Linked DNA regions of Homo sapiens: all the other regions are linked to region 1. Evidence: chromatin loops called from intact Hi-C (ENCODE). Cell type or tissue: endothelial cell of umbilical vein. All regions are shown on one strand. Links, peaks and the distances in the headings refer to the core of each region. The heading gives the core; the rest is flanking DNA. Region 1 overlaps RAD51B (RAD51 paralog B). Region 2 overlaps RAD51B (RAD51 paralog B). Region 3 has its middle 50 kb from the start of ZFP36L1. Region 4 overlaps RAD51B (RAD51 paralog B).

Region 1 (8,230 bases), core at 2,211-7,210:
TGCCTGAAGAATTTAAGCCAGTCACAAGACATCAACATAAAGAATCTTTCTGAAGGGAGAACTGCATTGTTATTCCAGAAGGCTTAACAGTTACACTTTAGGAAGCAAAGCTTAGAGAACTATTCACATAAATGTTATTAGTCTGGAATTAGTTCTCACACTGTAAAAAATGAAAATTTAAAAACTGAAACACACTGGAGCACATGCCAGGCTTCTTTACAAAATCCACAGCTTTTCACATAATCCAGCTGAAAAGCCTCGGTCAAGAATCCATATGGATTTTGATAAGTCATTCTATAGAAAAACCTTGAGAAGGTAGACACCTTTCTCAGAAGGCCATCGGTGCACTATTTCAAACCCCTAATGCAAAAAAAGAAAAAAAAAAGTTACTTACCTGTGCCTGTAACTTGCCAGATATGCCCATTTCTTAATGTAACTCAGCTTTAAAGTCCACTTTTAAAATACCCTCACTATTACCATTGTATTTCAATATCAACCTGAAGCTGTGGTAAGGGGCTGAAGAAGGATTTCAAATGGAATACTGGGAGAGATGGACCAATGAGACAGACAAGTGGCCACAACCATCCCAGCGTGTTACTCTATGTTCATCAACACAGTCTACCTGCTCAATTCCTAATGGGGAGCACCTCCATTCATACTGTGTCAAAGACACACTTCATTTTCTCTACCTGCCTTCCCCTTACCACCTAAATATGAGTTTTTCTTGCCAATGGGTTACTCCCACTATACCTAGAGTAAAAGAAAGAAACAGCCTGCGGCACATGATGTTAATCAACTGAGAGGAGATTTCTCTGGTGGTGATTTGACAAAAGTAGAATTATCGTCATCTCTGCTAGAACCGGTTGGTTTTATTTCTAGCTATATCTCTAACAGTATATCTTACCTGAGACACCAAAGGAAACAACTATTCTTTTCTCACTACCCCAATCCCTATCATTTCTCTAACTAGCTTGTAACTGGGATATCACAAAGACAGGAAGAAGGTGTGTCATGTGCTGTAGGACATTATGTTTCACTCTGAGCAGCTTCTGTTCTTTTTTGGCTTCCCATAATTGTATTACATATGGATTTAGGGCTCAGCTTTGAATTTCAATAAAAGACAACTGTTATCCCCTTCATGGCACCCTACTGCAAATCCTTCTAAACTACTTTATTTCATTATGCTATAAATATTACATTTACATATATGTGTATATAACATATTTCTGCTACAAGTAAGACCATCAAGAAAGTAAAAGGACAGAATGGGAGAAAATATTTGAAAATCAAATATCTATTAAGGGTCTTGTATCCAACATATAAAATGAGCACTTTAAAATACAATAATAAAAAGACAACCCAATTACAACTGGGCAAGAGATTTAAATAGACTTTCTCCAAAAGAGATATACAAATGGTCAATAAACACTTGAAAATTCTCAACATCATCAGCCATTAGAAAATGCAAACAAAAACCACAATGACATAACCACTTCACAAGCACTACAAGGATTATTGTAATTTTTAAGAAAAAGATGACAAGTATTAGTGAGGATGTGGAGAAACTGGAACCCTAGCTCGCTGCTGGTAGGACTTTGGAAAAGTGGCTTCACAGTTCCTCAAATTATTAAACACAGAGCTGCCATATGATCCAGCAATTCTACTCCTGGGGATATAACCAAGAGAAATAAAAACATATGTCCAAACAAAAGCTTGTACATGGATGCTTATTACTGCATTATTCATAATACCCAAAATGTGAAAATAAACCAAATGTCCATCAACTGATAAATGGATAAACAAAATGAGTTCTATCTATACAACAGTATATTATTTGGCAATGAAAAGGAATGAAGAATACTGATAACATGCTGCAACACTAATTTTGAAAACTTTATGCTATATGAAAGAAGCCAGTCACAAAAGAACACACATTATATGACTCCACTTTCATGAAATGTCCATAACAGGCAAATCTATAGAGATAGCAAATAGAGATTTCCAAGGGCTTGGGGAAGGTGGAAATGCAGAGTGAGAGAGTGGCTGCTACTGGGTACAGGGTTTCTTCTTGGGGTGGTGAAATGTTTTGGAATTAGACTGTGGTGATCGTTGCACAATCTGTCAATATGCTAAAAAAAGAACCCTATATTGTGTACCTTAAAAGGGTGAATTGTATGGTATGTAAATTATATCTCAAAAAGCTGTTAAAATTTTTGTTTTTTGAAGGCTTTTTATAATGTGTCCTTTATAAGATAGACCTTTCTAAAAAGGTCTATTAATAAAATGACATCTATTTTCTAATATATATTCTTGAATATGAAAGTTCTGGCATTCAACAAACAGACGTTGGCCTACTGACATTATCCTCTGGTATAATAGAATTCCGCCATAGTGAAATCCCTCTCTGCCCACCTTTTACTACTCTACTTGACCTTGTCTCAGTTCTCATACTCATCTTTATAAGATGAAGTCCTCGGCAGGCCCTAGATCCTGAAGGAGCAAATAATAGATGTCATCAGTGCCTATTATTTTAGAAAAAAGAAACAAGAAGACTGCAGCTGGGCTACTTATCTAAGACAACGCAACAGAATCCACTTTAAAATTTAAAAGAGTTGGCCAGGGGCAGTGGCTCACACTTCTAATCCCAACACTTTGGGAGGCCAAAGCAGGAGGATCCCTTGAGGCCAGGGATTTATAACTAGCCTGGGCAACACAGCAAGATCCCCATCTCTACAAAAAAATTTTAAAATCAGCATGGCCTGATGGTATGTGCCTGTAGTCCTAGCTACATGGGATGCTGAGGCAGGAAAATCACCCAACCCCAGGAGGTGAAAGCTGCAGTGAGCTATAATCGAGCCATTGAACTCCCATTTGGGCAAGAGAGCAAGACTGTCTCTGAAAAAAAAACTTTTTTAAGAGTTGTATTTGTAGAATTGGCACTACAAATCCATCTCTAGCATACAACTGGTATATCTTCTGGTTATCTTTGAAAGTGCACCATATCTTACACTCAAAGTAATTGCCTAATCATCCTCACATATGTAAAAAAAATCTTAAAGGATGGTCTTTCTGGCATATCCAAAAATTAACTCTCTCCAAAAGGATTCCTATACAAATTTATCTTATACCAAGTACACTATAATTAGTCAGATTTATTCATTCATTTAACCAAAATTTATTGAGCACTCACCACCTGCTAAACACTGAAACTACATAAATAAATTAAATTAGAAACAGACCCTACCATAAAAGAATTCATCACTGTGGAGAAACACAAATGCCTCGTAAACAGGCAATATGATAGTGTGCTATATAGCAGAGGAGAGTATGGTGCTGTCAGGAAAGCATTCAAAGTCAGAAGCCTAAATTCTACAAAGAGCCAGGAAGGCTGTAGACTATAACCAGGAGACACCTTGCTGAGGTTTCTCATCTGATCCTACCATTCGTTCAACGTATGGACATTCCCCCCCATCAATAAGAGTCAGGGATGGAACAACATGCTCCAGATTCCTCAATAATATACACTCCCTGCCCTCAAGGGGCTAATTTTCAAAGTATGTCAACTAGAGTACTCCAGAAACTCTTTTCTCTGATAGGGGAATGAAATAGAGAATACGAAACAAATAAAACTAAAAATAAAAGGTATTATTTCATGTATTATTTAACATACTCTACAGGAAGGGGGTCAAGATTTTAAGTTGAGATATTTTAAACTCCCTTTAGCTATCAACTCTCTGAGGGTAGAAACAGCATCTCGTATCCTCAGCCAGAATTCCTAATTCCCATTAAATACGTGTCAAATAAATAAAGAAATGAAACAATGGTAAGCAACAAATGCCATAAATACCACTTTCCTGAGCTAATTACTGATGGCATTTTACTACTTCCTTCACAGTACGCCTGTTTACTTTCTCCTTTTCTCTTCTCTTGCCCTCCCACTTCTTTCCTCTCTTTTTATCTTTATCTCTTCCTTTCTCTCCTATTTGAAATCTGCATCTTAAAGACTGCCACCAGCTGCTCTCACAGGCAATTGCTTTGCTAAGTAGGCCACAAGGATCCTAGTGAGCAATGGAGTATTCACAGTTTTCTAATTAAAAGATGCCACCTAGTGGTTACAGTTCCCTTCATCCTGATTGTACCAGGAAACATGAAAGTTAAGCAGTATTAACAAATTCCAGGTCTTCTGTGGTGCCAGCTTGGTCTAACGGCAGCATCAGATACAATGAACCCATTTCCTTTCACATCTACAACCAAGCTGTCAGAAGTAACTGATGTTGATAGTCTACGAAGCTTTGTAGTCAGGTGTATATTGACTTTATTTATTGCCCTAAAGTAGACAAATTTGTTACTTCAATTCTGGTAGAATTAAAGGTATAGGCATTGCCTGACTCAGCAGGAGCATAGAGGTAGCTTCTGCTCTTCCTGAACTCCTCAGCAGAGATGTATTCAAGGTGGCTAACTAGAGAGATTGGACACTCACCCTCTCCAGAAAGAACCAAAATTACTAATATATAACCAAAATAATCACACCTATAATAGAACATCTAGAAGAGAACACTAGTGTCCAACAGGATCTAGTCACAGGAAACACCTGAGGCAAAGAAGGAGAAGGAAGCAAGTGACCAACTCAGCCAAGATCAGCTATGAGCCCCAAGGGACTCATTATCATAGGGAAGGGTAAGTGAGAGAACCTTAACAATCCATGTCCCCACTGTGGACTGCAGCAATCCAAACCATGGGAGAGCTCCTCTACCCACACAAACCCTGATACTAGCAAGGGTGGTGATCTGGAGACCCACAAGGGCATTGCACCAGACAAGGAACTCATGCTGGGTCAGTCACACCCCCAAGGCCTAAGCTGCTACTGCAGAGCACTACTGTGAGAGCACAGCTGTCATAGGACTGCATCCTGACCTGGAAATCAGAGGCCCCATATCTCCACATTCTGGGATCTCCCACTAACAACCCCAGTGTTGACTCAAATGGCTACAGCAGCATAGCACTGGCTGGACCCAAAGGTGCTCCAGGGTCCCCAGTATTCTAGCCCATGGAAAACACTACTCCTCAGGGAATGGTGCAGTGTACCAAAAAGTTACAGTGTACCAAAGGTGCATTCTACCGGAAAGGCAGCACAAATTCTGTGCTCAAGCTCACAAGTGGAAAGATCTCCTCCCCTTCTCTGCATATTGCCATAGCAGTAGCTGTCACTAGGAACCCAGATGGGTAAGCATAATAGCTGTCTGGAGCTGGAAGCAGTGACCCTGCCTGCACCAATGGAGTGGTCTCTGTGCTCAGGTTTACACATATACAACAGGAGCCTCTCTCCTCCTCTGCACACCACTACAGCCGCTGCCACTGCTGCTATTGCCAGGGGCCAGGGTGGACAAGCCGGAGGAGCTGCCTGTCTGGGGCTGTAAGTAGTAACTGTGCCCCCACTGGTGGTGTGGCCTCCATGCTTAGACTCATACGTGAACATGGGGCCCCTCCCCTCCTTGGCATAGCAGTACAGTACTGTTGCTGCCAAGAGTGGACAAGTCTAAGAGCTGTGTGTCTGGGGCTGTGGATAGTGACCCTGCATCACAGCCACCATCAACATTAGCACATACTGCTTGGGACCCAGAGGGTCTTCTCCTCACTGCTGCTGCCACTACCCACACCATACCAAATTCCCAGGGACATGAGAACTTGCTCACCTGCCCACCCCACCTCTGCCACCACCACCTCAGCATCTGAGCAAGCCACCTGGGGAGCCAAGAATTGAACCTCTTGGTCCCACTAAAACTAGTGCCACTGCACACTGTGCTGGGGCCTAAGAACAAGTATGATCAGCCCACCGCTACCACCAATAGGGCCCAAAAAGTGGCCTGCCTAGCATCCCTGTCCCACCAAACTTCACTATAAGCTCCACTAATAACCACACCATAAACCATGGAGGAAATCACAGATAACACAGATATTGTTTATAGCTAAAGAAATAATACAGAGACTACACAACTGAATGCACCCAGAATCAAAGCCAAAGAGCCCACCCAACTAGCACCATTGATACATCTCCTATGAAAGAAAATCCAAAAGCAGGAGCTAAACATTGGGTACACATGGACATAAAGATGGGAACAACAGATGCTGGAAAATACATGAGGTAGGAGGGAGGGAGGAAGACAAAGATTGAAAACTACTTATTGAATACTGTGCTCACTTCCTGGGTGACATGTTCAATTGTACTCCAAACTCCAGCATCACATAATATAACTTTGTAACAAACCTGAACATGTACCCCTAGAATCTAAAACAAAAGTTGAAGAAAAGTTAAAAATAAAAAAATAAAAAATTTGAAGAAGCAACTATTATACCAGGTGTGCAGATGTCAACACAAGGATATAGAAAACATGAAAAAGCAAAGAACTATGACACCTCCAAAGGAACATAATAATTCTCCAGCAACACATCCCAATAAAAAGAAATTCAAGAAATGCTGGGCCGGGCACTGTGATTCACGCCTATAATCCCAGCACTTTGGGAGGCCAAGGCAGATGGATCACCTGAGGTCAAGAGGTCGAGACCAGCCTGGCCAACATGGTGAAACCCATCTCTACTAAAAATACAAAAAATTAGCCAGGCGTGGTGGTGGGCACCTGTAATCCCAGCTACTCAGGAGGCTGAGGCAGGAGAATTGCTTGAACCCGGGAGGCAGAGGTTGCAGTGAGCTGAGGTTGTGCCATTGCCCTCCAGCCTGGGCAACAAGAGCAAAACTCTGTCTCAAAAAAAAAAAAAAAAAAAGAAATCCCAGAAAAAGAATTCAAAATTATGATACTAAAGAAGCCCAATGAGATACAAGAGAATTTCAAAAAACAATACAAAGAAATCAGAAAAACAATTCAGGAAATAAAGGAGCAGTTTACCACAGTGATAGAATAAAAAAGAAACAAACCAAAATTTTGGAACTGAAGAAGTCCTTGAAAAAATACAAAGTACACTCAAAAGCATCAACAATAGACTAAACCAAGCAAAAGAAAGAGTCTCAGAACCTGAAGATGGGCCTTTTGAAATAACCCAGCCAGGCAGGACGCGGTGGCTCACGCCTGTAATCCCAGCACTTTGGGAGGCCAAGGCAGGCGGATCACGAGGTCAGGCGATTGAGACCATCCTGGCTAACACGGTGAAACCCTGTCTCTAATAAAAATACAAAAAAATTAGCCAGGCGTGGTGGCAGGCTCCTGTAGTCCCAGCTACTTGGGAGGCTGAGGCAGGAGAATGGCATGAATGCAGGCGGCGGAGCTTGCAGTGAGCTGAGATCGCACCACTGCACTCCAACCTGGGCAACAGAGCGAGACTCCGTCTCAAAAAAAAGAAAAAAAAAAAAGAAATAACCCAGGCAGACCAAAAAAAAAATTGAATAAAGAATAAAAAAGAATGAACAAAGTCGTCATGATATATGGGAAACCATAAAGCAATCAAATATATAAATTATCAGTATCCTCAAAGGGAAACAGAGAACAAAAATGCTCAAAAACCTATTTAATGAAATACTAGATGAAATTTTCCCAAGTCTACCAAGAGATTTAGACATCCAGGTACAGGAAGACCAGTGATCCAATGCGAAAGGTCTTCTCCATGACACATTGTATTCAAGCTGCATAAAGTCAATGACAAGGAGAAAAGTCTTAAAGCAGCAAGAGGAAAATGTCTAGTCACCTACAAAGGAGCCTACATCAACAGGAGACTTCTCAGCAAAAACCTCACAGGCTAGGAGAGAATGGGGTTATATATTCAAAGTGCCAAAAGAAAAAAACTGCCACCCAAGGATACTATATCCAGCAAAATTATCCTTCATAAATAAAGAAGAAATAAAGTCTTTTCTAAGCAAGCAAAAGCAGATGAAATTCATCACCACTAGACTAGCTCTTCAAGAAATGCTCAAGGGAGTGGAAAAAAAAAACACACACACACACAAAGTATACACACAAAAATATAAAACTAACTGGTAAAGCAATACACAAGTGAAAAAGCCAAAAAATTCAAGTGATACCACCATAGAAAACCAGCAAACAATTAACAATATGAAGGAACAAAACCTCAATAATAACCTTGAATATTAATGGATTAAATTCTCCACTTAAAAGATACAGACTCTCTGAATTGATTTAAAAATGATCTAACTATATGCTGCCTACAATCAGTGCACTTTACCTGTGAAGACACATATAGACTCAAAGTAAATAAATGAAAA
Region 2 (8,230 bases), core at 1,777-6,776, 50 kb after region 1:
ATGTTGATGAGGCTGTGGAACAACGACTAAAACTCCCTGACACACTGCAGATGGGAGTGTAACTTAGTACACACTTACGTCTTGCAGGTTACACATCACAAGCCCTTGTAATAGCCTGTCATCTTCAGATTTCTGATCACAATGCCCGCTACAAAAAGCCATGCCACAAATAATCTTTCAAGGTTTTCTTACTGACACTTTCATTACTATCATTCCAACATCTCTTAATGGTTGACCTCTGACCATTTGAAGCAAACCAAATCCTATTGTACACAAAACAGCGCTGAACACAATAACACAGTATCTAAACCTAAAATACTTAAAACAAAACTAACAACAACTGCAGTATTTTTTTTAATTATATAGAAATAGATCTAGGCAATTTCATGAAGTTTTACTACTTTATATTTACTGCAGTGTGAGAAATGTGATACAAAGCACACACAAAGAGTAAACAATGAGAAGGAAGAAAAGGAGGGACTATAGGAACTTTTAAAAACATCGTTTAAATCTACTCCAGACTCAAATTATTAAAATAATAAAATAATCTCAGCAGATGAGCTAATTTAAGATGATGGCGATGTTTGCTATAGCAATTAGACTGTACTACCTTTAAAAAGTCATCTGTTTTACATTTTCCTCTAATTTTATTATTTGATACCATAAGTCAGTGAATGTAATATAAAAGAAACAAAAGAAAGGAAAAGAAAAAAGAGAAAAAAAGAAAAACTTACTGGGATTGAAAACTCCTCAGCCAAATACTTCAAGGAGGATGCCTCTCTTGCCAAGAACTTGTTTCTTTCTTTGAGATTGCCTTGAAGTTGTGCATCAAACTCCTTTCTGACCACAGAAGCAACAGAGTCAAGAATCACAAGTTTAATTCCTTTTGAGATAATTTCTTCTTCCAAAGATTCAATCCTATAAAAGAAGAATTTATAAAATAGTCAATAAATTTAAGATAAAATAAATAAATAAAGGTATTGCAAAGGCTAAGCAACTTAAAAACAATAAACTATTCTTTCCTAAGTTACAGTAATGATTTGCAAGAATTCAGTAAACCTAACTTGTAGACATATCATACTTTTCTGGAAACAGAGCAAACTGTTTCTGTGTAGTTTCAGAATTCCTTGATTCTCCTAAGATAATGTTAACGCTCCAATTCTGGGGTAAAACTACTTGTGGTAGCCAGTCTGCAAAATGGCCCACACTTACTCCCTCCTCTTGGTATTTTGCATCCTTGTATAGGTCCCTCCCACAGTGTGCCAGACTTGATCTGTATGACCACAAGCATATGACAAGATCATGGTACCTTATTTCTGAGTGTGGGTTATAAAAGACTACAGCTTCCATCTTGGGTACTCTTTCACTTGCCCAGTCTCTCAGGTCACTTACTCTGAGGAAAGCAACTTGCTATGTTGTGATTTATGGAGAGGCCCAGACGGTAAGGAACAAAGGTCTCTTGCCCACTGCCAGCAAGAAACAGAGGGCTTCCAACAACTATATTAGGGAGCTTGGAAGCAGGTACTCCAGCTCCAGTCAAGCCTTAAGATAACTGCAGCCCTGGCCACCAGCTTGACTATAACCTCTTGAGCGACATTGAGCCAGAAACACCCAGCTAAGCTACTCCCAGACACTTAACCCTCAGAAACTATGTGAAATAATATGTATTTGCTGTTTTAAGCTACTAAACTGTGAGACAATTTGTTAATGAAACAATAGATAAATAATACACCACTTAATTAATTAAATACAGAACATTTTATTCATTTAATTTTTTTTGTTTTTCAAGAAAGACTTCAACCAAAAGGCTATAACAAAGAAGAACACTGAAAAAGTTACTCCACATAATTCTAACCTATAAAGACTTTTTTCACTTAGAAGCTGAAACATAAAAGATAAAACATAAACCTTCAACGCATTACTAAAAAATCAAAATCTAAAGCAGCATACCTTTGTAGAACTTCATCACAGGTGAGTTCCCGATAAAGATGAACTTTACTACTTGTCAAAAGTAACTTTTCTTCAGTGTTAAAATATCTGGGAAAACGGGATTCTGCTATTTCAACCAGTCTGTGGGTGAAAAAAATAGCACAAACGAAAACAGTCAATTCTACTTAAAGCCACATTGCTGAATCTCTAATTAATTTTACTTGAGAAACTCCTAAGCCTTATCAATAGAGCAGGTATAAGCAAAATGGCTTAATATACAGATTTAGAATTAAGCTCTCTTTTGTAAGCACTAACAGAGGTTAGCAGTCAGAGCATGCAACCAGCAAGGGCTGTTGGATCTCATCTAATCTTGAGCAAACAACAATGTCTCTTGAGATTTATCTTTCTGGGATTAAATATGTTTTTTGTAAGTGATATTTAGAGTAGCAGCTATAAGATATGTTTACTAAATAAGAATGCTTTCATTTTCTTGAATGAAATAAGTATATTTGAACAAATATGGTATATTGTATTATAATAGATATCAGTAAGTCTTCATGTCTCATTCCAGAAAAATACACTTTCTCAATTGAAACAATTCATGCAAATTAATGCTATGCAATAATTCCTTTAAATTATGGCCCAAATAAATTAATGTTCCAATACTTTCTTAGTAAACAAAACATGATTTTCTAAACACTGAATTCTGGCCTCAAAGCCAGTTTAATACATGCAGTAGGCCAAACACAAGAGAGTGACAAGTTAAAATGCCATCATTCATATTATAAGATATGGAAAGCATTACTAGAAATTTCTCATATTTATGGTTAAAAATGTTAAAAATATAAGTCTTTGAGTTTAACCATCTCATTTCATTTTAAATGTTTTGAGTTTAACCATCACATTTCATTTTAAATGAAATGACATTTTATCAGCCCTAGTACTTAGCCATCCCAGGGGAACTGGGAGGAGAGGCTGTAAACTCAAAAAGCATCCTATATTTTGTTTTCCATTTAGAGACTCAAAAGTACAAAAGAACAGTGTTTTCATTTCTAAATAGTTAGAGTTCTGAGAAGAAGCTGGGAACTTTAAAAACATAACCAAAACAAGTCCTTACATTTGCTATGATCAGAAATAAAAGAGAAAAGCCCAAAACAGGAAAAGAGAAGAGAGAACTTCAACAACTGTTTTTAAGTGTATTTTTGAACAATTTGAAAAGAAAAATATACATAGCTAAGTTGAACAGGAAGAGGAAAAAATACTTCATGAATAAGGAATAGTACCAAAAGAGGTGTGAAGAGTGAGAATAAAATGGATCAAATAACCATCCAGGAAAAGAGCTTAAGAGAGGCACAGGGATTGAAATGGAAGAAGGAAATGAGGTAAGGGAGGAAATCAAGAAATGAGATGGCATTGGCACAGGCAGAGCAGCCAAATCCTGAGGGTTTGGGGGAAAAGTGTAAATTTTTGATTAGGGAAACTATTTGCTGAGTTTAGTGCTGGTCAGAGAAGTCAGCTAAAAATCTCTGGCACTTAGAACCTACCAGTTTTTAACAGGATAGGTCTGGCAACATCTTCTAGAAACATGGAAATTTTTCAAAATTTGAATGCCCAGTTGATTAGGAACCAGATTGAGAGTACCTAGCTCATTAGCAACAAGAACTGAACAGCTGACAATTTTCTGGATTTCCACTAGTGGCTTCAGTAATGAAAGGCTCTGGAACTTACTGCTGCTTTGCCATTGCTGAAGGCCTCACAAAAGGAATGGTGGTCAATGGATAGACATGAACAACCTTTGTTCACAGTTACCATGCTAAATAACTGTATTAAATGGATCATTTACACACCAATATGCTGTAATTTTGTTTCTCTAAATGTTTTTTATTTTATAATAAACATCTAAAAATATATAAATCAAAAACCAAATATAAATGCAATATTCGACATGCCTCACATTCATCCTAGTAACTTCTTGTGACAATCTTCATTGCAAAGATCTTTTTTGTTTAGGGCAAAAAACAGAAAATAACCTATCATTTGCTCCCAGACATTAATTACATAAAGTTTGAAAATAATGCCATCTAGTGGATATCTGTTTATAAAAAGCATTCTTTTCAAAATGAGCACTAAGATCCATTCATTCAACAAATATTTATTGAGGACCTACTATATGCCAGGCACTGTTCTGGGTGCTGAGAATATGGCAATGAACAACCACCACTACCAAAAGAAAAAGAAAAGCCCTTACCTCATAGGGTTTAAATTCTACTGAGGAAGACAAACAAATAAATATATATTATATATGAGGTAATAAGGCTGTAGAGGAAAATGAAGCAGGATGAGAGAATAGAATGTGACAGGTGGGGCTAGCGCTATTTTATATTTTATGTCAGGTGAACTGACAAAGCCTTATTAATAAGGTGACATTTGAGCAAAAGCTTAAAAGAGATAAGAAAATGAACCATGTGGATACCCAGTGAAACAGCACACAAGAATAGAGAATTATAACAAGTGCAAAAGCTTACATGTGGAAAGATGCCTGGTGTGTCTGAGAAACAACAAAGAGACTAAAGTATCTGGAACACAGAGAGTAAGAGGGAGAATAAAAGAAAACAAAGAGCTAGCCAAGGCCAAGATCACATAAGACCTTTAGGTCTGTGGTTTTTGTTTTTTTTTTTTTTGCTAAAGTGGTATTTTTTTTTTTTAGCTTTTATTTAGCAAAATAGGAAGCCTAGAAGCAGGAACAACATGATCTGACTTCTTTTTTTAAAAGGACTGCTCTAACTGCCCAATGGAGAAGAGGCTTGGGCAAGAATGAAAGCAAGGAGATCAGCTAGCACAGATAAGAGCTGGTAGTGACCAGTTAAGAGCTGGTAGTGACCTCACCCAGGGAAGTAACAGGTCAAGTGATGAGAAGTAACTAGACTCAAGATATAGTTCAAAAGAGGAGCTGAAAGAATTTCTTGGCCGGGCACGGTGGCTCACGCCTGCAATCCCAGCACCCTGGGAGGCCAAGGCAGGCGGATCACCTGAGGTCAGGAGTTCAAGACCAGCCTGGCCAACATGGCAAAACCCCGTCTCTACTAAAAATACAAAAATTAGCCAGGTGTGGTGACGGGCGCCTGTAATCCCAGCTACTCGGGAGGCTGAAGCAAGAGAATCGCTTGAATCTGGGAGATGGAGGTTGCAGTGAGCCAAGATCACGCCACTGCACTCAGCCTAGGCAACAGAGTGAGGCTCCGTCTCAAAAAAAAAAAGAAAGAATTTCTTGACTAATTGGGTGAGTGTCTAGAAGAATGGAATCACAACTTTATTGAAGCAGAAAAGACAAGATTCACATAAAGGTTTTGGTTATTGGTGTTATTTGCATGTTTTATTTCCTTCATGGGGGAAACAAAAATGCAGTTTTGGACATATCAGGAAATCCATGTATGTAAACCTATCCAAGTTCCATGTCATTACGCAAATGAATATGAATCTGAAGTTCATGGGAAAGCTCAGAATTCAGATATCAATAGGAGTTACAGCCTATAAAAGATTTTAAAGATCATAAGACCAGATGATATTAGGGATTGAGTACAGATATAGAAGAGAAAAGGTCCTAGGACTGAGTTCTGGGATTCCCCAAAGCCTAGAAGTTAAAATGATGAGGAGGATCCAGCAAAAGGGACTGAGAGGAGGAGGTGACCAAGAAGGTAGGTGTAAAAGAAGAGAGAATAGTTCCAAGAAGCCAAGTGGGCTGGGCATGGTGGCTCATGCCTATAATCCCAACACTTTAGGAGGCCAAGGCAGGAGGATCTCTTGAGCCCAGAAGTTTAAGACCAACCAGGGCAACATACCAAAACCTTATCTGTACTAAAAATTAAAAAATTAGCTGGGCATGGTGGCATATGCCTGTGGTCCCAGCTACTCGAGAGGCTGAGGTGAGAGGATTGCTTGAGTCTGAGGGGTCAAAGCTGCAGTGAACCATGATAGCACCACTGTACTCCAGCCTGGGTGACAGAGTTAGGTGAGAACCTGTCTAAAAAAATAAAAAGTCAAGGGAAGAGAGCTTTTCAAGAAAAAGTGAGTGATCAACTCTTTCGAATGCTGCTATTGGGTTGGATAAAATTTTTTAAATCAGTTGCATTATAGAGCTGGAAACTTAAGCCTGGATAGAGTGAACTCAAGAGAGAATGAAAGAAGGGATTTCCACTTTAGCCCACAAAGGATTAACTGGTACATGAATTGCACTAAAATAATAAGTAGAAAATCAGACAGAATACATGAAATAAGAGTTTTCAGGTACTGAACAATAGAAAGCTTGAGACTGTAATCCTTGAGAGAAAGGAAACAAACACAATGAGCTTACAATCACCTCAGTTTGCTCCAGAGGCAGTTTCCAGGCTGCAACACAAGAAAGGGAAAGTAAACAGAGCCTGGTAGACAACCTGAGTTGAGGAGATGGGGATCGGAGTTTGGGAAAGCTAAGGTGGCTAGAACTTATGGGGCAGAGTACCAGAGAGGAAGCAGGTGTGCAGAGTGAGCACTGCAAAGATCTGCAGAGAGGGCCACTTGAGAACTAATCTGCACATGTGTGAAGGGAAACTACTTGAGGTTGAGGAAAGAACCACCAGAAAGTATCAGACTGAACACTTCCTAGTGCCCACACAGGGTGAGAACAGTTCGGGTTTACACAAGGTGAAGAATAAAGAGACCTTATTATACACTGGGCATTGGGCAGAATTTTCAGAAGGATTTTACCTTAGTAGTGAAGCTAAATAAGTTTCAGAATAAAAAACCACAGTCATGTGCTGCATAACGACATTTCAGTCAATGATGCATCACTTATACAACAGTGGTCCCATAAGCTTATATAGTATATTTTTACAATACCTTTCCTTTGTTTAGATACACAAATACTTACCATTGTGTTGTAATTGCCTATTCAATACAGTAACATGCTGTACAGGTTCATAGCCTAGAAGCAATAGGCTATACCATATAGTCTAGGTGCGCAGTAGGCTATACCATCTAGGTGCATGTAAGTACACTGTAGGGTGTTCATACAACAATGAAATTGCCTAACAATGCATTTCTCAGAACATATCCCAATTGTTAAGCGAAGCATGACTGTACCTGGGATTTTTCCATAACAACATAGAAAAGCAACCTGCAAAAGGATCAAACTAATACTAAAATGTACCTTAAAACAAAACCTAACACTCTTGAAAAACATATGTTAAAATCCAGCACCCACCAACAACGTAAAATTTACAATGTTTAACATCGAATTGAAAAATTACCAGACAAGTAAAGGAAGAGGAAAAGATCCATTACCAGGAGAAAAATCAGTCAATAAAAACAGATTTAAAAAATTATATATATGATGGCATTCATGGATAAAAACCTCAAAACGGCTATTATTAATCTTCTACATTTGCTCAAGGAGTTAAATAAAGCAGGGGTTGTCAAACTGTGCACTATGGCCCATTGCCTGTTTTTGTCAATAGAGTTTTATTAGAACACAGACATATTTTTAATATTCTGTTTGACAAAATAGAAGCACTTCTACTACATTCTGAAGTACAACCATTGTCTCAAGGAAAAACATCTGTACAATTGGGTTCTCAGACTAAGAAGTCACTTTTTCCATGGGAGACCATTTTTACTTGAAAGAATGATTGATAGATAAGTTATGGTTTTTCTGACTTAAGTATTTGGTAGACGTTTTCTCAAAATGAGCAAAGTAAGCCCGACACTTCAAGAAAAACAAGTGGCAATATTTATTGCCAATGATAAAATTCAAGCTTTTAATGAAAAATCAGATTCCTAAAAAACTTACATCTGCTACCATGAGTTTGACTGCATCCCAATACTTAAATACTTTTTGTTCAGATCAGTGGAGATACTAATGAAATTTTTTTATATTGAGTAATAAAATGTGTCAACATTTAGAACTCCATAAGACAGTGAACCAATATTTTCTGAGTGATAAATGCATAATATTACAAAATCATGCATAGGTAAATATCCATTAAGAGCCTAAGACAGATGAATAGATTTTAATGTAACTGTAGAAAAAATGCAATAATATGGTTTCAGATTCTATATCACAACTAACCTCTAAGCAACTATTACTCAATTCCTGGTGTAGTATCAAAGAAGCATATCTTTAATTATCTGAAGAGACTATTAAAATATTCCTCCCTTTCCAACTATAACCAGTATAAGGCCAGATCTTCATATCTCAACCAAAACAACAGAGTGCAACAGACTGAATGCAGAAGCAGATATTAGAATCAGGCTGTCTTCTATTAAG
Region 3 (8,230 bases), core at 1,234-6,233, 910 kb before region 1:
TTGTTAAAATATTAAAGGCATTTCTTATTCTACTTAAATCCCTGGTCAATTACTGCTGTGGAAACTATTGTAATGGATATTCTATGAAAGGATAAATGCAACTATTAAAAATTATTGAACAAGTGTACCTGCTACGGTAAAAAAAATATATATTGTACAGTGTATGTAATAAACCTTTCCCCTCCCCAAGAAATAATCACCAGAATGTTACCATGCATATACCAACCTATGTGTGTATTTTTAATTTAGTTTTATAGAAGAGAATAAGTTACATACTTTTTTATGATCTTTTAAAAACGTTTTATTAATGTATAATTCACATACTATAAAATCCCCTCATTTAAAGAGTATAGTTCAGTGATTTGTGTGTGAGATGAGGTCTCAACTCTGTTGCCCAGGCTCAAATGCGGTGGCACGACCTCAGCTCACTGCAGCCTCGACCTCCCGGGTTCAAGCAATCCTCCCACCTCAGCCTCCCTAGTACCTGGGACTACAGCCATGCACCACCACGCCTGGCTACTTTTGTAATTTTTGTAGAGATGGGGTTTCACTATGTTTCCCAGGCTGGTCTCGAACTCCTGGGCTCAAGCAGTCTGCCTGCCTCAGCCTCCCAAAGTGCTGAGATTACAGATGTGAGTTGCCATACCCAATTCAGTTCAGTGATTTTCAAGGTTAATTTATACAGTTGTGCAACCATCACCACAGTCCAGACACTCCCATGGTGCTTTCTCACTCAACACTGCCTCTTGGAGATGGTTCCGCATAAGTGAGTATGGATCTCTGTCATCGTTTTCAGTGGTTTGCTGGTTTTCCATCACATGGATGCACCATCCTTTATCTAACTAGTGCCCTACTGGTGAGTCCCAGTTTTTTTGCTACTATTAACTGGGCTTCAGAGGAATCCCTGTACATACATCTTTACACCCATGAACATGAATGTATCTGTAGGGTTCGTTACCAGTGAAGGAATTGCTGCATTAATGAATATGTGCTTTTATAATTTAAAAGACTTAAAATTACTTCTAATTAACATTCCTACATTAGTGTTTGAAAAAAACCATTTGTTCAACTAGGACTTTAAAACAATCTAATAGGATAAAAACTGCATAACCAAATTTGATGTAAGAAGTGACAGAGAGGCCAGGCATGGTGGCTCATGCCTGTAATACCACCACTTTGGGAGGCTAAGGTGGGAGGACTGCTTGAGGTCAAGAGTTCAAGACCAGCCTGGGTGACATAGTGAGACCCCCATCCCTAAAAAAATTTTTTTAAAAACTTAGCCAGATGTCATGGCACACACCTGTAGTTCCAGCTACTCAAGAGGCTGAGGCAGGAGAATTCCTTGAGCCAAGGAGGTGAAGGCACCAGTGAACCAAGATTGTACCACTGCATTCCAGCCTGGGTGACAGAATAAGACACTGTCTTTTTTTTTTTTGAGATGGAGTCTCGCTCTGTCACCCAGGCTGGAGTGCAGTGGCGCGATCTGGGCTCACTGCAAGCTCTACCTCCTGGGTTCACACCATTCTCCTGCCTCAGCCTCCCGAGTAGCTGGGACTACAGGCGCCCGCCACTGCGCCTGGCTAATTTTTTTGTATTTTTAGTAGAGACAGGGTTTCACCATGGTTTCGATCTCCTGATCTCGTGATCCACCCGCCTTGGTCTCCCAAAGTGCTGGGATTACAGGCATGAGCCACGGCGCCTGGCCTGACACTGTCTTAAAAGAAAAAAAAAAAAGAATAATAATGATAAGAAGAGAAGAAGTGGTAGAGGTATCTTTGTGCATTTGTATGTATGTATGTGTGTGTATACAAACACAAATTTTTTTCCTAATGTTTATAAAGTATATGTCTTTTTTTTTTTTTAGACGGAGTTTTGCCCTTGCCACACAGGCTGGAGTGCAATGGCGTGATCTCGGCTCACTGCAACCTCCGCCTCCTGGGTTCAAGCGATTCTCCTGCCTCAGCCTCCTGAATTGCTGAGATTACAGGTGCCTGCCACCACGCCCAGGTAATTTTTGTATTTTTAGTAGAGACAGGGTTTCACCATGTTGGCCAGGCTGGTGTCGAACTCCTGATCTCAGGTAGATCCACCTGCCTCGGCTTCCTAAAGTTCTGGGATTACAGGCGTAAACCACTGCGCCCAGCCATGTCTGCTATTTGTTAAGTCTCTGTATCCCTGGAAACCACACAATTTACATATGTAAGAGTTAGTACATTAGACATCACTATTTCTATGGAGTTTTTAAAATGAGAAAAACCTGCTGGATACACACACACACACACACACACACACACACACACACACGTATATCCAAAAGAAAGGGAATAAGTATATTGAAGAGATATTTGCCCTCCTGTTTACTGCAGCACTATTCCTGATGGCCAAGATACAGATCAACATAAGTGTCCATCAATGGATGAATAAAGAAAGAAAATGTGACGTATATACACAATGGAATATTATTTAGCTATAAAAAATGATAAAATCCTGTCATTTGCAGCAACATGGGTGGAATGGAGGTCATCATGTTATGTGAAATAAGCCAGGCACAGAAAGACAAATGCCACATATTTTCAGTCATGTGGAAGCTAAAAACAAAAGTGGATCTCATGGAGCTAGAGGGTTGAATGATAGTTAACAGAGGCTGGGAAGGGGGCTGGGGAAGATGAAGAGAGGTTGGCTAATGGGTACAAACATACAGCTAGACAGAGGGAATAAGATCTAGTAGTTGATACTACTGCAGGGGAATTATAGTTAACAATAATGTATTGTATATTTCAAAATAGCTAGAAGACTTATAATGTTTCTGACACAAAGTAGATATAAATGTTTGGGGTGATGGGTGTCTGATTTTCTCTTTACATGTTGTACACATGTAATAAAAATATCACCTGAGGCTGGGCGTGGGGATCACGCCTGTGACCCCAGTACTTTGGGAGGCTGAGGTGGGAGAATAGCTTGAGGCCGGGAGTTTGAGACCAGCTTGGGCCACAGATGGGGATCCTGTCCCAAAAGAAGAGGGGTGGGGGGAAGAAACAGAATAAGAAATAAATTAAATTTAAAAAATCACAGACACCCCCAAAATATGTATAACTATGATGTATCAATAAAAAAAAAAACTCCAACAATGAGAAAAACCAAAGCGAAATGGAGGACCGGACACTTGATTGACGGTGACCGGGGACTGTGCGTCTTGAGCTGGTTGTGCTCAGGTCTCGTCCTCTCTTGGAATCTCGCTGTGGGCCAGCAGGTGGCGCTTGTGCTCCCCGTGGCCGCGATCCGTGAAACTGGATTTAATATAGTAACCCGATGTTGCCCTGAACATATAATTTTCAAACCTTCCAGTCCACCACAAGGAAAACCTCTGAGGATTTTCTTCTGGGAAGAGCAATTAGCCTAACCTCTTAGGAGGAGAAATTGCATCGCTGAGCTTGTCTGGGAAAGCAACATACCCTCCCAAGAGCAGTCTTGGGGAGGGCGGAGAGAAACCGCCAAGCAGCCTTTGTGAAGAGGGAGGGGTGCTGGAGAAGGGCTGGGAACGGCAGGGTAGGATTTGGGGCTTGGAGTGGGAAGTATCCTAGGTCTGAGGACAGCAAGTCCCGGGCCTGTGGGCTTCTGGGCTTAGGCGGGAGGGTAACAGAGACCGAATGGGTGCAAGATTACTTGGGTGGGCTGAAGATGCTCTGCCCAGCCCAGGCCAGGCTGGGAGAGCCCCTCCTTCACCCACCTACTGTGACTAAATGCCAGGCACTGGTGACACAGCTGTGACAAGACAGGCCTGGTCCCTGCCCTCACAGAGCCTGCAGGACGGGGGGCGGAGGGGGGTGGGCAGGAAATAGCAGTGACCAGGATCTAAGGGGGTTGTTGAGGTGTGTTTGGGGAGGGAGTAGGGCAACTTTCTCAAGGGGTCCAGGCCACTGCCCAGACTCCAGACTCCCTGGGATGGGGAGACTAGACTGGAAGGAGCCATCGGGGAATAGGGATCAGCTGAACCAGGGCAAGGGAAGAGAGTGGCTACTGGGGGTCACAGGGCAAGAGCAGGGAGCTTCGAGCTGGGGGATGCCCAGCCTGAGCCTGTGGGAGGGGAGAGTGGCACCCTGTGCCCTGGTCACAGATGAGGCTGGGAGGGGTGTGTCCTATTTTGAAGAAGAGGCCTTGCTTTGGCAAAGGCTGTAGTTGGGAAGAGAGGGAGAGAGATAGAGAGAAAGAGGCAGGGAGATAAAGACAAAGGGAAGAGAGAAAGAGAATTATTTTGTCTCTACCCTCAGGGACAGTGTAATCTTGGTGGAAAGTGAAAATGTGCCAGTGTACAAGTGCACACACACACACACACACACACACACACACACACACACAAAGACTGTTACCATAAGGTTGTCAGCAACTGGAGCCAAGGGAAGCATCCAGATGGCTGAGCCTATATGACCTTGGGCAAATACTTAACCTCCCTATACCTCAGTTTCTTCATCTGTAAACTGGGAGCAATATTAGTATTGACCTCATAGGGCTGTTAAGAGGATTAAACACAATAATCCTTTTGAAGCATGCAGCATAGTCCCTGGCAGCTAGTAAGGTCTCACAAGTGATTGTTGTTGTTGTCATTCATCATGATCATTAATATCAGTTGTCATCTGCTGGAAAAGGAGGGATTAGAAAAGGTGGGATATGGATAGGCACAGCCAAGACAAATGCGCGGGATGGGAAAAGCAATTCAAGCTGGAAAAGAAAGAACTCGTGGGAACAAAGGTGAAGAGGTAGGAGGGTGAGATTCTAAGTCCTCACTACTCAAAGTGTGGTCCAAAGACTCACCAGCAGCAGCTGCTCCTGGGTGCTTGTTAGAAGTGCAGAATCTTGGACCCCAGCCCAGGTCTACTCACCCAGAATCTGCAACTTTTCAAGCTGTTCAGGTGATTTGTTTGCTTGGGGGAGTTTGAGAAGCACAGCTATCAGCCATAACTCATGGGAGTGAACGATGCTGGTGCCACAGTGGGAGCAGCAGAGAGAAGGCTACAGAGGGATGGGGACCAATCAGTACATGTCCCTGAAATAGTTCCACGTGCAAGTTACTGCCCAGGATTCAATATTTGTTATAATTTTTCCCTTTGAGGTAAAACCTATATACAATGAAATATATACATGAACTGTACCTCTAAGTTTTAACAAGTGCATCTACCAATGTAAACTTGGACTCCAGTCAAGACATAAAACCTGACCAGCCACCCAGAAAGTTCCCTCATACCTCTTCCTAATCGATCCCTGCTCCAGTCCCTAGAGGCAGCAGTTGTTTTGACTTATTTTCTGCAATATAAATTACTTTGCCAGTTTTAGAATTCCGTACCCATGGAACTGTATGATAGGTACTGCTGTGTAACCCTTCATTTATGCAGCATAATGTTTTTAGACACATCTGTGTCACTGTATCAGTCATCTGTCCCTTTTTATTGCTGTGTGCTCTTCCGTTGTATAGGTATGTCACAGTTTGTTTATCCACTATGCTGTTTCTGATTTTTGGTTATTGTAATTAGGCTGCTAGGAAAATTTCTGTATGTCTTTTTGTGAACATACATTTATATTTCTCTTGGATAAATACCTAGAAGTGGGAGTGCTAGGTCATAGGGTAGGTTATGTTTAGTTTTATAAGAAACCACTAGCCCTATTCCAGAGTGGCTGTACCGTTTTATGCTTTTACCAACTGTATTAATCAGCTCAAGCTGCCATAACAAAATACCATAGGCAGAATGGCTTAAACAACAGACATTTATTTTCTCACAGTTCTGGAGGCAGGAAGCCCGAGGTCAGGGTGCCAGAGTGAGGGCTTTCTTCTAGCCAAGAAGGCCCCTGCCATCTTGCCGTGTGCTTACATGACCTTTTTTTTAAGTGTGTGAGTGGAGACAGAGAGAGAAAGAGAGAGAGAGAGAGGGTGCTCTTTAGTGTCTTTTCTTATAAGGACATTAATCCTATTGAATCAGGGCCCAGCCTTTATTACTTTATTTAACCTTAATCTTAACTTTAATGGTCCTATCACCAAATACTGTCACACGGGAGGTTTCAAGATAAGAATTTTGGAGGGACACAAACAATCAGTCTGTAACACCAACAATGTGTGAAAGTTCCAGTTTTGTCAGGTATTTTAATTTTAGCCATTCCTGTGGGTGTACAGGATATTTCATTGTGGTTTTATTTCCCTGATGACTAATGATGCTGATGATCTTATTTTTTCCATTTAAAAAATTGCAGTAATATACACATAACATAAAACGTACCAACTTAACCATTTTCTTTTTTTTCTTTTTTTTTTTTTTTGAAACAGGATCACACTCTGTTGCCCAGGCTGGAGTGCAGTGGTACGATCATGGCTCACTGCAGCCTTGACCTCTAGGGCTCAAGCAGTCCTCCTGCCCAGCCTCCCAAGTAGCTGAGCAGCTGGGACACAGGTATGCACCACCACACCTGGCTAATTATCTTTATTTTTATTTTTGTAGAGGCAGGGTCTCCCTATGTTGCCCAGGCTGGTCTTGAACTCCCAGCTCAACTGATCCTCTTGCCTCAGCCTCTCAGACTGTTGGGATCACAGGTTAAGATGAGGCCACCATGCCCGCCTCATCTTCATCATTTTTTAAGTGCACAGTTTAGTGGTATTAAGTGCATTCATAATGTTGTGCAACCAATCACCACCATCTGTCTCTAGAACACTTTTTATCTTGTAAAACTGAAACTCTATACTCACTAACCAATAATTCCCCATACCTCCATGTCCTGGCCCTGGAAACCAACATTCTACTTTCTGTTTCCATGGTTTTGACTACTCTAGGTACTTCACAGACTCACGCATTATTTGTCCTTCTGTGACTGGCCTATTTCAGGTAGCAAAATGTCCTCAAGGCTCATTCATGTTGTGGCATGTCAGAGGGTTTTTTTTTTTTAATTTTCAAGGCTAAATAATATTCTGTTTTTTTTCTTTTCTTTTTTTTGAGATGGAGTTTTGCTCTTGTTGCTCAGGCTGGAGTGCAATGGCACAATCTTGGCTCACTGCAACCTCTACCTCCCAGATTCAAGAGATTCTCCTGCCTCAGCTCCCGAGTAGCTGGGATTACAGGCATGAGCCACCACGCCTGGCTAACTTTGTATTTTTAGTAGAAGTGGGGTTTCTCCATGTTGGTCAGGCTGGTCTCAAACTCCTGACCTCAAATGATCCACCTGCCTTGGCCTCCCGAAGTGCTGGAATTACAGGCGTGAGCTGCTGCGCCTGGCCAAGGCTAAATAATATTCTGTTACATGTATATACCACATTATGCTTATCCATTCATCCAGTGATGGACATTTGGGTTACCTCCACATTTTAGCTATTGCAAATAATAATGCTATAAACATGGTGTACAAATATCTGAGACCCTTCTTTCAATTCTTTTGGGTATATACCCAGAAATGAAATTACTGGATCATATAGTAATTCTATTTTTAATTTTTTGAGAAACAGTAAATGCATCATTTTGCATTCCCAACAACGTTGAACAAAGGTTCCAATTTCTCCACATTTTCAGCAACACTTGTTATTTTCTGTTTTTTTGTTTTGTTTTGTTTTTTTAATAGTGACCATCCTAATGTATGTGAGTGGTATCTCATTATAGTTTTGATTTGTATGTCCCTAATTAGTGTGTTCATCCATTATTGCATTGCTATAAAGAAATACCTGAGCCTGGGCAATTTATAAAGGAAAGAGGTTGAGTTGGCTCACTGTTCTGCAGGCTGTACAGGAAGCACGGCACTGGCATCTGCTCAGCTTCTAGTGAGGCCTCAGGATGCTTTCAACCATGGTGGAATGTAAAGGGGGAGCAGGCATATTCCATGGTGAAAGTGGAGCAAGAGAGAGAGGGTGGAGGTGTCACACACTTTCAAACAACCAGATCTCATAGGAACTCAGAGGGAGAACTCACTTATCACCAAGGAGACGGCACTAAGCCACTTATGAGGGATCCACCCCCACACAGTGGTGGGGACTCCCACCAGGCCCCACCTCCAACACTGGGGATTACATTTTGACATGACATTTGGAGGAAACAGACATCCAAACCATATTATTCCATCCCGGCCCCCTAAATATCACGTTCTTCTCACATTGCAAAATACAATCATTCCCTGCCACTAGTCTTCAAAAGTCTTAACTCATTCCAGCATCAAGTCCAAAGTCCTGTCTCATCTGAGTCTCATCTCCTTCCATCTCTTTGGCTGT
Region 4 (8,230 bases), core at 1,074-6,073, 96 kb after region 1:
TACTAAAAAATAAAATTAGCTGGGCATGGTAGCACACACCTGTAATCCCAGCTACTCAGGAGGCTGAGGCACGAGAATCACTTGAACCTGGGAGGCAGAGGTTGCAGTGAGCCAAAAGTGCCACTGCCCTCCGGGCTGGGCAACAGAATGAGACTCTGTCCCAAAAAAAAAAAAAAAGTCAAAAAATAATAGATGCTGGAAAGGGTGCAGAGAAAATGGAATGCTTATACACTGTAGGTGGAAATATAAATTAGTTCAATCACTGTGCAAAGGAGTTTGGAGATCTCCCAAAGAACTTAAAACAGAGCTACCATTTGAGCCAGCAATCTCATTGCTGGATATATACCCAAAGGAAAATAAATCACTCTACCAAAAAGACATATGCACTCGTATGTTCACTGCCACAGTATCCACAATAGCAAAGACATGGAATCAACCTAAGTGCCCATCCATGGTAGAGTAGATAAAGAAAATGTGGTAAATATATACCATGGACTACTACACAGCCATAAAAAGAACAAAATCATGTCCTTTGCAGCAACATGGATGCAGCTCTTGGTCATTATCCTAAGTGAATTAACACAGGAACAGAAAACCAAAGACTGCATGTTCTCACTTATAAGTGGGAGCTAAACATTGGGTATACATGGACACAAAGATGGGAACAATCAACACTGGAGATTATTAGAAGGAGGAAGAAGGGAGCAGGGAAAAAGGCTAAAAAAACTACTTATTGGGGACTATGTTCAGTAGCTGAGAGATGGTATAAATCGTACCCCAAACCTCAGCATCACGCAATATACCAATGTAACAAACCTGTACATATACCCCCTGAACCTAAAATAAAATAGGGCACCCAATTATTAGAGAATAATCATTCTTTTCAAGCACACGTGCAACATTTATCAAAGTTCATCACATATTTAACCTTAAAAGATGTCTCAGGGAACTTCAAAAAATCAATATCATGCAAAGTTATCTGACAAAAATGCAATTAGATTAATAATGTAATTAAAATAAATTTTTTTAATTAAGTAATTTAGATATTTTAAAATTCCAAATGATACATGAGTCAAAGAAGCAATTGTGATGGGAATGTTTAAATACTTCTAGAACAGAATGAAAATGGAAATACTATATCTCAAAATAGAATGCTTCAAGAAAAATTCAGTCTTAAAAGGTCAGAGTAAAAAGAAAAACTGAAAATTAATAGATTAAATATCTAATTTAAGAAGTTAGAAGCAAAGAATAACCCCACAAAAAAATTAAATAAAAGGAGATAATAAGAAAATGGCAGAAATAAAGGAGGTAGAAGATGAAGAAATAATAGAGAAGACCAACAAAGAACAACAAAATGCAGAGTTCTTTAAAATGATGACATACATACTCAAACTTCTGACAAGATTTTTTTTAAAAGAGAGGGAGAAATAAAACAAAGTAAGTAATATCAGAAATGGAAAGGGGGACAAAAACCACATGTAAAACCAGATTTAAGAGCTGGAAGATTGTAATGAATAACTTTATTATAATAAATTTGAAAACATAAAGAAAATGGACAAATTCCTAAAAATCTCATTCACTGTAACTAATCAAGAAGAAATAGAAAATCTGAGTAGTCCTATAATCATTAAAGGAATTGAATTTTTAAAAAATCTTCTCAGAAGGAAAAATATCAAGATCAGACAATTTTTCAGACAAGTTCTACCAAATCTTCAAGGAACAAATAATTCCCATCATAGGCAAACTATTGCAGAATATTAAAAAAAGAGATATTCCATAATCCATTCTACCAAACTAGTATAAGATAAATACTAATTCAGACAAAGACACTACTAAAAGGAAAATTACAGCTGAATATCCATCCTAAATATTGAAAAATCTTAAATATTAGCAAACTGAATCCAACAGTTTATAAAAAAAGATAATATATCATGACCAAGTTGAACTTGTCCCAAAAATGCAATAGTAGTTTAACATCAGAAAAATCTATTAAATGTTTCTCACCATGCTATTAGACCAAAGATGAAAAATAATACAATCATTTCAATCAATGCAGAAAAAAAAGTTTTTGATAAAATGTAACACCAAATTAGTATTTTAGCTAGGAAATGGAGGAAAGTTCTTTATTTCTGATCAAGGATATCTACTTACAGCAAACATCACAGGTTTTTTTTTTTTTACTTTTTTATCTAGAAATAATTTTAAACTTACAGGAAAATGGTATTAATAAAAACAGAAGGCCAGGCGCAGTAGCTCACACCTGTAATCCCAACACGTTGGGAGGCCAGGGCAGAAAGGATCACTTGAGGTCAGGAGTTCAAGACCAGTCTGGGCAACATAGCAAGCCCTCATCTCTACAAAACATTTTAAAAAATTAGCCAGGCATGGTGGTGCACACCTGTAGTCCTAGCTACTTGGGAGGCTGAGGAAGGAGGATCATTTCAGCCCAGGAGTTTGAAGCTGCAGTGAGCTATGGTTGTGCCACTGCACTCCAGCCTAGGTGACACAGCTAGACCATGTATCTTTTTTTTTAATTTAAAATAAAAATAAATTAAAAATAAATAAAAACAATACAGAATATATATATGCATTCTTTTCCCACATCCACCCACCGTTAACATTTTGCCCAATTTACTTTATCGTTTTGCTAGCTCTCTCTTACCTCCACATGTGTGTATGTGCATGCGCATGTATGATACACAGTATGAAATCAGTATGTCAATCTACGCTCCCATTTTTATTGCAGCACTATTCACAGTACCCAAGAGATGGAATCAACCTAAGTGTCCATCAGCAGACAAATGGATAAATATGTGGTACATACATGCAATGGAGTACTATTTCAGCCATAAAAAAGAATGAGATTCTGTCATCTCTAACAACATGGATGGAACTCAAGGTCATTATGTTGAGTAAAATGTCAGACACAGAAAGACAAACCTTGCATGTTCTCACTCACATGTAGAAGCTAAAAAAATTGATCTCATAGAAGTGGAGAGTAGAATAGTGGTTATTAGAGGCTGAGATGGTTAGAGGGAGACAGCCAAAGGTTGGTTAGCAGTTACAAAATTATAGCAAGACAGGAGGAATAAGTCTTAGTTTTCTATAGCACCTTAGGTAAACTATAATTTACAACAATTTATTATATATTTTCAAATAGCTAGAAGAGGGGCTTTTGGATGTTCCGAACACACACAAAAAATGATAAATGCTTGAAGTGATGGATATGCCAATTACCTGATTTGATCATTATACATTGCACACACATATCAGAATATCACACTGTACCCCATAAATATATACAATTATTGTATCAATTAAAAATTGTAATAAAAGCAAAAAAAACTCTGTTTGAGGATAATTTGATATACTCCCTGTACTCAGTTGAAAAACAAAAAACAAAAAAGATTGAAGAAGCTACCTGTAGCTAGAACAGAAAGGAGAGAATTTGCCCCTACTAAGGAGTCAAAGTATTTATATTCCTATTCCAAGTCAGCCAATTAGATAACAACAAAACACCTAAAAGGCTTGTAACTTCTGTTTGGATTTTAAAAAATAATTAATAAAAGCTAAGTGAAAAAGTATTAAAAATTATTCTAAAACTTAAAAAGTAAAAAGAATTTCCCAGTTAATCTTCCTTAAGTTCAATGTTTTTGCTATTTAAATAAGTAAGTTTATGACTGTGGATCACACTGTAATAAACCTTGTTTAAGCAAGTGGAACTTCAGCCCAAAAAGTTTATGTAAAATCATGTGATTCTGGCACCACCTGGTGGCAGTATATTCCAAAAGAAGAGGATGTGTGTGTGTGTGCGTGTGTGTGTGTGTATGTGTGTGTGTGCATTTTTATTAATAACTAATTCACGCATTTATTTACCAACTATTTAATAGGCATCTGCTAGGTGTTGCTCATATAAATCTTTAAATCTCTCTTGGAAGACAGGAAATAAAATATAGTATCTAAAACAGGGTCCCTATCTCCAAGGAAAAAAAATCCACAGTTAAATTATGACTATCAGAATGTAAGAAAATAATCTGTTCTTGTTTAGAAGTTTCCTGAAAGTATTTATGCCCCTAGAACTTTCAAGCAAGAAGTCCTCAGGAGTGTATTGATAAACATTGTCTATGAAGTCACCACATTGTAAGCAGTTTTCAAGGAAAATAACTGCAGTGGTTTTAAAATGTCCTCAAATTCCTGACACTTCTTCCTCCAAAAGGTTGGCCAGGTGTAGTGGCTCACACCTGTAATCCCAGCACTTTGGGAGGCCCAGGTGGGTGGATCACCTGAGGCCAGGAGTTTGAGACCAGCCTGGACAACATGGTGAAACCCCATCTCTAGTAAAAATACAAAAAATTAGCCAGGCATGGTGATACATGCCTGCAATCCCAGCTACTCACTTGAACCTGGGAGGCAGAGGTTGCAGTAAGCCAAGATTGTGCCACTGCACTTCAGCCTGGGCAACAGAGCAAGACTCTGTCTCAAAAAAAAAAAAAAAAGAGGCTAATTTCCCTTTCCTTAAATGTAGGCTTGACTTAATGACTCACTTCTAATGACGAAAAGTGGCAGAAGTAGTGGTGTGTAACTTCCAAAGCTAGGTTGCCAAAGATATCACCACTTCCATCTTGCCTTCTTCAAGACCACTCACCTGGGGGAAGTCAGCCATCATGTCATAAGACTCAAGAAGCCTGTGGAGAGCCTACCTGGTGAGGCACTGTGGCCTCCTGCCAACCACCAGCACCCATTTGCCAGTCATGTAAGTGGGCCCCTCAGAAACAGATCCTACAGCCCCTACCAAGCTTCAGATGACTGCATCCCTCACCAACAATGCTGAGCTAAGCCACTCACAAAGAAACTAAGAAATAACCAAAGTTTATTGTTTTAAGCCACTTAGTTTTGGGATAATTTGTTATCCAACAGTATTAACTAATCCAATAACCTATCACTTCCTAAAAGAAATTTTATCTATAACAGAAAGTAAAAACAGCTCACTTTAGTTTAATACTATAATTTTTCCATATGTTAATAAAATTTCAAATTGTCCTTCCTAATTTATAAGGAGTGATCCTTTTTTAATTCCCCCAATTGTTTCATAATATTATTTCATAATATTTACCACTTTCTTTTTTTTGAGACAGGGTCTTGCTCTGTCACCCAGGCTGGAATGCAGTGGTGTGACCATGGCTCACTCTAGCCTTGACCTCCCTGGCTCAAGGTCAGCCTCCTGAGTAGCTAGGACCATAAGCATGCACCACCACATATGGCTAAATGGTTTCTGGGTTTTTTTTATTTTTTTTTTGGTAAAGACAGGGTCTTGCCTTGTTGCTCAAAGTGCTGGGATTACAGGCATGATATAATCATATATATAAAATATATAATGTTATTTATGTGCATACATATTACATATATGACATATGTGTATATATTACATATATGTGACGTGTGTACATATAAATGTATGTATGCATGTATGTATATATAACATATATGTATGCATTATATATATAACACATATATAAACACACCCAGCAATATTTATCACTTTCTAAGTTAACTCAATGAAACAGCAACCTAAGTAGATTTTAATCAGTCAGCAAGGATTTTGTTTTTAACACCTCTGTTTGCAGAACAACCACACTAAGTACTGAGTGGAGAACCATATCCTTGAAGTACTTATAATTTAATTCAGATTACCGTTCCAGAAATAATTTATGTTTTTTAACTAAACTTTTTCCCTAGCTCTGAAGGTTATAGGTCAATGGAAGAAGGTACGAAAAATTTTTCCTTTACCTCTGTGAGGGATCCACAAGCCACACCACCATGCAGGGCTTCGTCCAAAGCAGAAAGGGTAGTAGATAAGAATGCTGGTGAGAAATCAGCAGACCTTTGTGCTTTTATCCCATAAGCCTAAACAAGAAAATGATTAAGTTTTTTTTCAACCTCTATATATATTCAAAAACATAAACCAACTTTAATTCTCTAAATTTTAGCAATTTTAACCCTAATCCATCCTTTTCCCTTCTATTATTTATTTGTTCAACAAATATTTACTCTGTGCCAGGGACTGTGCTAGATTATGGGGATATGACATAACAGAAAGAGAGAGACGTTGCCCTCACAGTCTTATGAAGTCAACCAGGGACTATGAAATTAGGACTAGAAACCAGGCAATTACAACACAATTAATAAGAGATATTGTAATAGGGAAAGTATAACTGATACAGATTTTGGAAACTTAATGGAATTGCTGGATGCCCGTGCTAAAATCTGAAAGAGCTGTTAGGTAAGCAAAGGAAATTTGACTATTCCTGCCAAAGAGGACAGAATGTACAAAGAAAGGTCAAGAAGCAAGAGAGGAAACAGGGACTAACACAAACTGTAAATATACAGTTCATTTAGAATGGTTGAAAGATGGAGTGTGGGTGTAGCACAGCAAGCAATGAGGCTAGAGAAGTAAGCAGGGGCCTAACCATAAACAGCTCTGTTGAAGATGCAAAAAGGAGTGACATGAACAAGTTATTTCAAACTTGGGTTCGTTTGTGAAGAACAGTGTGAAGGAAGGTGTGGTAGGCTGAGAAATGACCCCCCACCCCCACCCCTGGATATCCAAATCAAATCTCCAGAACCTGTCTGTGAATATTACCTTATTTGCAAAATGGGTGTTTGCAGATGTGATTAAGTTAAAGCTCTTGAGATGAAGGGATAATCATGGATTATCCAGATGGACCCTAAATACCCACACTAATAAGAGAGGCAGAGGGAATTCAATACACACAGGAAAAGGTTATGTGAAGATGGTATAGAGAGAGAAGCAGCCACAAGCCAAGGAATGTTAATGGCCACCAAAAGCTGAAAGAGGCAAGGAACGGATAATCCCCTAGAACCTCTGGAGAGAATGCAGCTCTGCCTACACCTTAATTTTGAACCTCTGAACTCCAAAACTGTAAGAGAATAAATTTCTGTTGTCTGAAGCCACCCAGGGTGTGATTTGTATTAGAACTGCCACAGGAAACTAATACAACAAATTATAATTTCAAAGACATACTCAGATTAGTTTGTGAAGAACAGCTTGAAGCTGGGAGATCTGTCAGGAAGACGTTACAGTCATTCCAAAGAAAAATAATGGTAGCTAGAAGAAGGTAATAGTAGTGGGGATAAAAACTTTTGGTACTAGCAACTATATCTAAACCCAGGTACACAGTACAACAGTCCCCCTTATCCACGGTTTCACTTCCCATGTTTCAGTTACCCCTGGTCAACATTGATCTGAAAATATTAAATGGATAATTCCAGAAATAATTCATAAGTTTTAAATTGCACACAGGTCTGAGTAGCATGGTGAAATCTCACATCATCCCACCTGGATGTGAATCATCCCTTTGCCAAGTGTATACACACTGTAGACACTCCCTGCCCATTAGTCAGTATCTCAGTTATCATCTCAGTTATCAGATCCAAAAAACATAGTATACATAGAGTTTAGTACTATCCAAATTTTCAAACATCCACTGAGGGTCTTGAAACATATTCCCTGTGAACAAGGGGAGAAACACTACATATCTGAAGTTTTTCCAATATAATACAATTCTGAAATTCTCCTTTTTTTTGTTCAAGACAGAGTCTCACTCTGTCACCCAGGCTGGAGTGCAGTGATGCGATCTCAGCTCACTACAACCTCCACTTCCTGGGTTCAAGCAATTCTCCTGCCTCAGCCTCCCAAGTAACTGGGATTACAGGTGCCTGCCACCAGACCCGGCTAATTTTTGTATTTTTAGTAGAGACGGGGTTTTGCCATGTTGGCCAGGCTGGTCTCGAACTCCTGCCCTCAAGTGACCTGACCACTTCGGCCTCCCAAAGTGCTGGGATTACAGGTGTGAGCCACTGCACCTGGCCCGAAATTCTCCTTTCTTATCCTTGGTGTTGTGTTTGTCCACAAGAAATTATACAAAGAATTCTGGTGATTTCATTTGTTGGTTTTGATCATTCTGATGTATTTAGAACTACAAAAGTTAATACTCTATAAGGAAAATTGTTTTTTTAATTACTTTTATTAATCTTCTGGGATATTAAAATTTTACCTGATTTTTAAAAGATGTTTATTTTCTAATGTTCCTTTTATTCTTTTAAGGGCTTTTGACAACCTCCCTTTGTTAATGGTCTGCTTTACATTTCAGTTTAGTTTTGCCTGCTCCAGGGCACTGTCCAGTCACTATGCTAGGATATGGAGCAAATA

Evidence for each region. Peaks named below come from ENCODE experiments on the same cell type or tissue, not always from the same donor. Only the 100,000 strongest peaks of a DNase experiment are listed, where the experiment ranks them.
Region 2: it touches region 1 in a loop (2.3-fold over the local background); 3 of 110 quality-filtered maps call a loop at or near these places.
Region 3: a loop joins it to region 1, with 11 times the contacts of the local background. A loop is called at or near these places in 33 of 110 quality-filtered maps.
Region 4: it touches region 1 in a loop (7-fold over the local background); 14 of 110 quality-filtered maps call a loop at or near these places.

The regions. Positions count from the first base shown.
Region 1 is chr14:67,930,051-67,938,280 of GRCh38, reverse strand. All of the region lies in intron 7 of RAD51B (RAD51 paralog B), which reads right to left. Among named protein-coding and RNA genes, the nearest start is that of RAD51B, 110 kb to the right of the region's middle. In endothelial cell of umbilical vein, for the core only: a CTCF peak has its summit at 4,117 (motif pointing left); a DNase peak (open chromatin) is centred at 4,060; H3K27ac peaks cover 361 bases.
Region 2 is chr14:67,879,709-67,887,938 of GRCh38, reverse strand. RAD51B (RAD51 paralog B) reads right to left here. Exons shown (of 11, transcript NM_133510.4): 6 at 1,951-2,070; 7 at 735-918. Among named protein-coding and RNA genes, the nearest start is that of RAD51B, 64 kb to the right of the region's middle. In endothelial cell of umbilical vein, for the core only: no CTCF peak of the experiment used is centred there; a DNase peak (open chromatin) is centred at 3,998.
Region 3 is chr14:68,839,153-68,847,382 of GRCh38, reverse strand. No RefSeq gene overlaps it. Among named protein-coding and RNA genes, the nearest start is that of ZFP36L1, 50 kb to the right of the region's middle. RefSeq lists an enhancer at 3,271-3,783. In endothelial cell of umbilical vein, for the core only: a CTCF peak has its summit at 3,255 (motif pointing right); DNase peaks (open chromatin) are centred at 3,272 and 5,792; H3K27ac peaks cover 789 bases.
Region 4 is chr14:67,832,754-67,840,983 of GRCh38, reverse strand. RAD51B (RAD51 paralog B) reads right to left here. Exons shown (of 11, transcript NM_133510.4): 4 at 5,788-5,904. Among named protein-coding and RNA genes, the nearest start is that of RAD51B, 17 kb to the right of the region's middle. In endothelial cell of umbilical vein, for the core only: a CTCF peak has its summit at 3,769 (motif pointing left); a DNase peak (open chromatin) is centred at 3,763.